Linked DNA regions of Mus musculus: regions 1 and 3 are each linked to region 2. Evidence: chromatin loops called from intact Hi-C (ENCODE). Cell type or tissue: left cerebral cortex. All regions are shown on one strand.

Evidence for each region. A loop is a pair of places that touch in the nucleus more often than their neighbours do. Peaks named below come from ENCODE experiments on the same cell type or tissue, not always from the same donor. Only the 100,000 strongest peaks of a DNase experiment are listed, where the experiment ranks them.
Region 1: it touches region 2 in a loop (2.4-fold over the local background); 4 of 42 quality-filtered maps call a loop at or near these places.
Region 3: a loop joins it to region 2, with 4 times the contacts of the local background. A loop is called at or near these places in 4 of 42 quality-filtered maps.

Annotation. Positions count from the first base shown.
Region 1 is chr1:127,946,614-127,949,113 of GRCm38, forward strand. No RefSeq gene overlaps it. Among named protein-coding and RNA genes, the nearest start is that of Gm28800, 13 kb to the right of the region's middle. In left cerebral cortex, a CTCF peak has its summit at 1,545 (motif pointing left); DNase peaks (open chromatin) are centred at 292, 1,571 and 2,352; H3K27ac peaks cover 2,383 bases.
Region 2 is chr1:128,078,085-128,080,584 of GRCm38, forward strand. The region is part of intron 2 of Zranb3 (zinc finger, RAN-binding domain containing 3); the gene reads right to left. Among named protein-coding and RNA genes, the nearest start is that of Zranb3, 23 kb to the right of the region's middle. In left cerebral cortex, a CTCF peak has its summit at 1,435 (motif pointing left); DNase peaks (open chromatin) are centred at 353, 1,440 and 1,752; H3K27ac peaks cover 2,373 bases.
Region 3 is chr1:127,953,142-127,955,641 of GRCm38, forward strand. It overlaps Zranb3 (zinc finger, RAN-binding domain containing 3), which reads right to left. Exons shown (of 21, transcript NM_027678.3): 21 at 1,038-1,924. The coding sequence ends at 1,826. Among named protein-coding and RNA genes, the nearest start is that of Gm28800, 6.5 kb to the right of the region's middle. In left cerebral cortex, no CTCF peak of the experiment used is centred here; DNase peaks (open chromatin) are centred at 1,289 and 1,831; H3K27ac peaks cover 1,845 bases.

The DNA.
Region 1 (2,500 bases), 130 kb before region 2:
AAGCTCACCAGAGTGAAGAGGGCTTGGGTTTGTTTGTTTGTTTTGCTTTTGTTTGTTTTTTTCTTTTCCTTTTGTAGTGTTGGAGATGAAACCCAGGGCCTTGTACACTGGGCATGCACTCAGTTACTCCCCGGAAAAACAGCCTACAGGATGAGAAAAGCCATTCTTGCCAAGTTATGCATCAGACAGGCAATTAATATCCAAGACATATACAGAACTACAAATAGTTCAGGCAGGAGAGATGACAAGTTAACAGCACCAGCTGTTCTTACAGAAAGAGGATTCATGTCTACAGCAGATATTGAAAAACCTCTCTTCATAGGACCAAGAAAAAGCAATTCAGGAACAAGGTATGGGAAGATGCCAGCTCACACACACAGGGCTCAGGCTCAAGGAAATGCCACCTCACACACAGGAGCTGGGCAGAAGCCTGCATCTTATGGGAGCATACATCAGGTGATATCTAGTGTGGCACTTTTTCATGGCTGGCTGGAGTGTAATTGGTACAATTCTGGAAATGATTTTGTATTACCTAAGATGTCAAACAAGCGCGTGCACGTCCTAGAGACTGAATCTAAAGCTCGGGTCCCAGATAGTGTCAGTATCATCTGGGCCCTTATCAGCAATGCAGATCTTTGGGGCTAGGGAGATGGCTCCGTTTATATTGATAAAGGGACCAACGCTCAACCTCCATAAGCCAATAAAAAGCCTGCAGATCCCCAAAGCTTACTCGACAGCAACCCTAGCTCCAGGTTCTGTGAGAAAGAAAGCCTGTCTCAAAAAATTAAGGTGAGCTGGCAACACATGGCTTTTGTTGTTTCTGAAACAGTCTCTCTCTATAGTTCTGTCTGTCCTCCAGCTCCCTATGTAGACCAGGCTGGCCTTAAACTCAGAAGGATCCCGTTTCTGCATCCCGGGTGTGTGCCACCACAAATTTCTTTATTCCCAGCACTTAGGAGGCAAAGGCAAGCAGATATCTGAATTCAAGGCTAGCTTGGTCTATGGAGTTCCAGGCCAGCATGGGCTATACAGTGAGACCCTGTATTGGGGGGAAGAAGTGGAGTGTGATTGAGGAAGGCACCCAGCAAAGACCTCTGCTGTCTACAGACGTGTGTACACCCACCCTCACTAACAAGTGTGAACACTCACAAAGGAAAAAAAGAAAAAACAAGGAGGTGCAATTCCTTAGTCACTCTGTCCTCCTGAGCAGGGGGCTCTGGAGTGGGGCTGCTGTGTTGAGGAAGCCCTCTGGAATGTATTCTAGTCTGAGCCTCTTTGTTATAGACCTCTCCGTATGGGATCAGGGCTGTTCAGACTCACTACACAAAATCTATAGAGTACACACCCTGTCCTTGTTTGACTGTAGTGAAGGTAGTATTTACAAAGCAACAAAACCTAAAATCAATATGGTATTAAAAGCATAGCACTGGGCTGGAGAGAGGGCTGAACAGTTAAGAGCACTGGTTGCTCTAGGAGGACCCAGTTTTGACTCCTGACATGCACATGGTACCTTACAACTGTCTGTAACTGACACCCTCTTCTGGCCTCTGAGGGCACTGCATGCACAATGTGCACAAACACACACACATACACACACAGGCAAAACACATAGAAATATATAACTAATATAGCAAAAGAAGCGTGGCATTGAGGGGAGTGCAGCCTTGCAAAGCATCATGCCACCAGAGGCCATTGATCCACAGGTTACACGAAGTTGCTTAGCAACATCGAAGGAAAAATTCCTCCAACCAATTCATTGGAGCCAACTGAATCAAACTGCAAATCTGGAAAATCCCTGCAGCAGAACAGTGTGGGAACTCCACCCAGCAATGGGTTCACAGCACTTGGAAAAACAGGGGAAGCCAATATGGCTCACGCTTGTAGTCCTGATGAGCAGGAGGCCACAGCAGGAGGATTGCTGAGCTGAGGCCAGTCTGTGCATACAAATAATAATGGAAACAAACAATAATGACAAGAAGCAGAGGTGAGACTTGAAATAAAACCAGTGAGATGAAGAATTCAAGCCAAGAAGCCCTGTTCAGAGATAGACCCTCTCCCCAGCACCCAACACAACTGCTCAACTGACTGCTCAGTGTGTTGCACGCTTCTGGCACAAGCCATCAGGGAAGGGGCTCCTCTGTCCCCTCTGTCACATACCTGGCTCTTACATAAAGGCAACTTAGCATCCTCAGAACATCATGAGATGGTTATCTATATCGGTTGACTTAGACCATTGCTCAATAGCTCGATATTTCAGTCAGTACATGGTTGGTCCACATTTCACATGAATGCAGTGAACAGTTTTTCCTCAGGCAGTTTCTGGCAGCCAGCCCCACTCATCAGGCAGTGAGAAGATTCCCCTTTGGTAAGAACCACATTTATGCCATACGAGTTTAACTTAAACATAGCTCTGGCACTGGGTCGAACATTAACGATTTTGAAACCTCAGGCTGTGAGCTATTTATTCCCCCAACTGTGAGACACTCACCTGACCACATTC
Region 2 (2,500 bases):
AGAATATGGTAACTTGGAACATTTTAATATTTTTCAAAACGTATAAACAACCAAATTATTATCATGTCAGTAACGAAGCTCTTTGGCTTCAAAGAAGCACTCCAGTATATTTTAATGCTAAATAATAATTAATTTAGGAAAATATATTTAGAAAATATGTAAACTGTAACAAAACATAACTTTATTGTTTAAGATTTTATATTTGATTCTATGTATGTGTGCATCCATGTGTGTGTATGTGCATGTAAGTATATGTGCCAGTGGGTGGTATTAGATACCCAGAGCAGGAGTCAGAGGCAGTTGTGATTAATGTGGGCACTGGGACCCAAACCCAGGTCCTCTGGAAGAGTAGCAAGAACTCTTAACCAGTCTCACTGTTCAGTTCTGGTTGTCCTAGAACTTACTATGTAGACCAGACCTGGCTGGCCTTGAATTCATAGAGAGTTTACCTCTCTGCCTCCCAAGTGCTGGGATTAAAGGAGTGTACCACTTCCTCCAGTGAGATTTAGTTTAAAAAAATTGTCATGAATTTATACATAAAGGAGCACTTGCCTCTACAGCCAAAGAGAGATAAAGCAGAGAGAGGTACAGGAGCTCAGAGACTATTGGCAAAATTGATAAATAAATGAGAAGTCAGCAGAGAGGTCACAGATAAACTCACATAATTGAAATGAAGTCCAGTCCAACTTCCTGGTGCTTGTTCCAGTGCAGCTACTAAGGCAAAGCCAAATGGAAACTGGAGTGGGCTAGAAACTGTGCATGATCCAAGGCAGAGTCCTGGAGCAGGAGTGTAACCTCCTCACAGGAAAGGGCAAGCGGGTCATGTTAGCACATTTAATAGGGTCAGAATCTTACAGAGTAAGTACCTGGGAGCAGAACAGAGCAACATGAAGTCAGAATGTTAGCCAATAGCTAGGCAGGACTGACCATTAGTTTTTCAATCAGTTACATATTTGAATATGTGTTATTTATATATTATTATGTATTATAGATGACCTTAAACTCTAATCCTACTGCCTTGACTTCCCAAATCCTGACATTGGTCAAACCAAGCATTTTCGAGGAAAAAGAAACCAAGACATACTGCATACTTTGGATGTGGCAACCTTCCATCTGCTACTTGATAACTGTATATTAGCAATTTTTTTCCATAAGGAATTTTCTAACTTCCCAAATATGCCCAGAGCCAGTATATCAATTAGAAAATGTGTCTTGGTTTCTTTTTCCTGGAAAATGATGGGTGTGGTCAACTTAGAGGCCTTACAGACAGTTGAATCATAAATTCCTATAATCTCAGGATTTAGGAAGCCAAGACACTAGGATCAGCATTTAAGGTCATCCACAGGGCTGGAGAGCTGGAGAGATGGCTCAGCGGTTAAGAGCACTGACTTCTCTTCCAGAGGTCCTGAGTTCAACCACATGGTGGCTCACAATCATCTCCAATGCCCTCTTCTGGTGTGTCTGAAGACAGTGACAGTGTACCCACATGCATTACATAGATAGATAGATAGATAGAAAGAAAGAAAGAAAATCAGTTTAAGGGGAAAAAAAGGTCATCCACAACTACAAAGTATATTTGGGCCAGTCAGAACTACAGAAGACACTGCTCCAAGCAAAAGACATAAATAAATCAGCTGCAATTTACAGAAAAAAAGAAAATGTGAGGCAATAGCAGATCAAGAAAAAGAGATACATAAGGCTTACCAAGGCTGCCAAGATGGGAACTGACAAAGAAACACGGCTCACTCTGAAGGGAAAGCTAGTGAGCTGTCTTACTAACGCTGAGAAGAGACGCCAGGACCAAACTGAAAAAGGAAGCATTTAATTGGGGGCTTCCTTACAGTTTCATCAAGGGTTCCTTCATGATCACCATGGTGGAAAGCTTGAAGGCAAGGAGACAATAGCTCCCACCAGAGTGTGTGTGCACAAAGACGCACACATAGAAATAGAAATAGAGACAGAGAGAAGCTGGGCCTGGCATGGGCTTTTGAACTTTAACCTCTACCCTACTCCCTCCCCTGGCTGACACCTTGCCTCCAACAAGGCCATATCCCCCAATGCTTCCTAACCAAGCCTTCAAAAATATTAGCTTATAGCCAGGCGTGATGGTGCACGCCTTTAATCCCAGCACTCGGGAGGCAGAGGCAGGAGGATTTCTGTGTTTGAGGTCAGCCTGGTCTACAAAGTGAGTTCCAGGGCAGCCAGGGCTATACAGAGAAACCCTGTCTCGAAAAACAAAACAAAAGAAAACAAAACAAAAAAATTAGCTTATGAGGGCTAATCTTTTTTTTTTTAATGAGGGCTAATCTTGTTCAAAACATTATATACACTAGACAAAAATTAAATTAAAAAAAGAAATTAAAAAGAAAAGCACTGTGGTGAGCAGTGTTGGCAAATTTAGGAGATGAGTTGATTAGGAGCAGGTGTAATGTGATTGATGGACATATTCAATGGTTACAAAACCTATCAGAGCTTTATCACGTGTGTGTGCGCACACACA
Region 3 (2,500 bases), 120 kb before region 2:
CCCAGTGTACACACATGGGCGCCTCTGGGGATGGAATTCCTCCTTGGATCTGAGAGTGATGCTTTTTTGATTGTCACTCTTCCTGCAGGGGACGTTGCTGGAATGGCTTCGCCCTTTCCTGTCATTATCCCTATTTTCTTTTTAAAAGGTTACTTAAATATTTTTTTCAAATTTATTATATTCATCTTTGTATGGGTGTTTTGCCTGCATGTGTAGCTATGGATAATTCGTGTGCTAGTGTCCAAGGCCAGAAGAGGGACAGTTCTGAGCTTCCACGTGGGTCCTGGGACCCAAACCCTGGCGCTTGAGAAGGACAGTTCGTGCTCTTCCCACCGAGCCACCTCTCCAGTCCATCATTAGCACGTGTCTCATTAATGTTACCATTGGGTTTGACCTACATTTAACCTTCTGGTTGTTTTTATGTGGTGAATTTTATCACTATTAGTCTTGTGTGTATGTGTGTATGGAGAACATGCACATGGAGGCCAGATGTCACTAAACCAGAAGCTTACCTCTTCCCTGGACCGTTGGCCTGGGAGCCCCAGGGATCCTTCTGTTTCTGGCTACTCGGTGCTGGGGTCACAGGTGCCACCACACCTAGGTTTTCACACAGGTTCTGTGGCTCAGACTTAAGCTATTATGCTGTGTGGCCAGCAGCTCATCAACTGAGCCACCTCCCAACCCCACTGTCACTTTATTGTGGAAACGGGGTCTTACCACATGGCCTTGCCTGACCTAGAACTCACTCTGTAGACCAGGCTGGCCCCAGACTCATAAAGATCCGCCTGCCTCTGCCTCCTGAATGCTGGAACTAAAGGCGTGCGCCACCACGATTTGTTGGCCATCCTTCTTTTTAAGAGGTAACAGAAATAAACCTAATAAAATAGGATATGGAGAAGGAGAGATGGTCCCGTGGTTAGCAACTCAGTCTGCAGCATCTGTCAGAGCTGCTGTGTGGCAGGCCTGGGAGCTACACCACCTCTGTGGGCAACTGCGCATCTCCCCCGGCCCCACAGGGATACACGTACCCATAATTTAAAAATATTTTTAAAAAATTACAAGGTTTATTGAAAGAACAGAACAAAACAAATCACTACCAGGATTTTAAAACCAGGAAACGAGGACCAGGAGACAAAATCTGTTTTGACAATTAGCCTGATTTTATACATTAAAAACAAAACAAACCATGACAGGAAACAAGGGAGCAAACAGGAAAACAGAAGCGAGGCTGTGCGGCACTGTGGTCTCTCACTTGTTCTCATGGTTACTCAGAGCACAGCAGTTGTACACAGACACCATGTGAGCTTACAATCAGTTCATTAACAAAAGCATCTCTTCAATGAAGAGGACTGGCCCAGAAATCAAGCAAGGAGGCTGCACCCCAAACATGCGCCTGAGCTGTAATCATTCCTTACTAATCATGGCTTGTCTCCAAAATGTCCCTGATTGTTCTGGAATGTTCCCTTTATACTACACAGTCCAGAAGCAATGGTGATCAAGAGCTGTCAGGTTTGCGTGAATATATTTGTCCCACACTATCCATGCCCAATGCAGTGATTAAGGTGTAGAAGGGGAAAAAAAGCGGAACAAAATCTTGCTGAAACATAATTGACAATCTTCATGAGTCAGGAAGACCCCAGAATCTTCCCATCATCCCTCAGTTTCTGTTAAGTATGTAACACTAAGAGAGCTTAGCAAAAATCTAAATTTCAGTTATTGACTTATATTTAAAAACTTCCTATTCTTAAAATACTAGACATACATGAAGATGAATTGTGACAACTGCTTCTGCCTGCAGGCCATCTGCTTCTGTTTATATCTCGCCTTACTTCTTCACCAGAAACCGGGTGATGTCTGATCCGTGCTTTGTTGCCAGAGAGAGTCGTCTCACCTGACTTCTTTCCTTGGCTTGCTGGGCAGTTCTCTAGGAGGAAGCAGATACATAGCTTAGGTTAGGGAGAAAGCTTTCTGCTGAAGCCTGGAAAAAGGCACATTATCCATATATGCAGTGCTTACCCACAGGAAATGTCCTGAGAGCCTAGGTTTACCAGTCTCAGTTATAGGAAAACATTCTTTTGGGGCAGAGACTGAAGGAATGACCATCTAGAGACTGCTCCACCTGGGGATCCATCCCATAAACAACCACCAAAACCAGACACTATTGCAGATGCCAAGAAGAGCTTGCTGACAGGAGCCTGGTATAGCTCTCTCCTGAGAGGCTCTGCCAGTGCCTGGCAAATACAGAAGTGGATGCTCACAGCCATCCATTGGACAGAGCACATGGTCCCCAATGAAGGAGCTAGAGAAAGTACCCAAAGTCTGAAGGGGTTTACAGCCCCATAGGAGGAACAACAGTATGAACTAACCAGTACTCCCAGAGCTCCCTGGGACTAAACCAACAACCAAAGAAAACACATGGTGGGACTCATGGCTCTAGCTGCATATGTAGCAGAAGATGGCCTATTCGTCATCAATGGAGAGGCCCTAGGTCCTGTGAAGG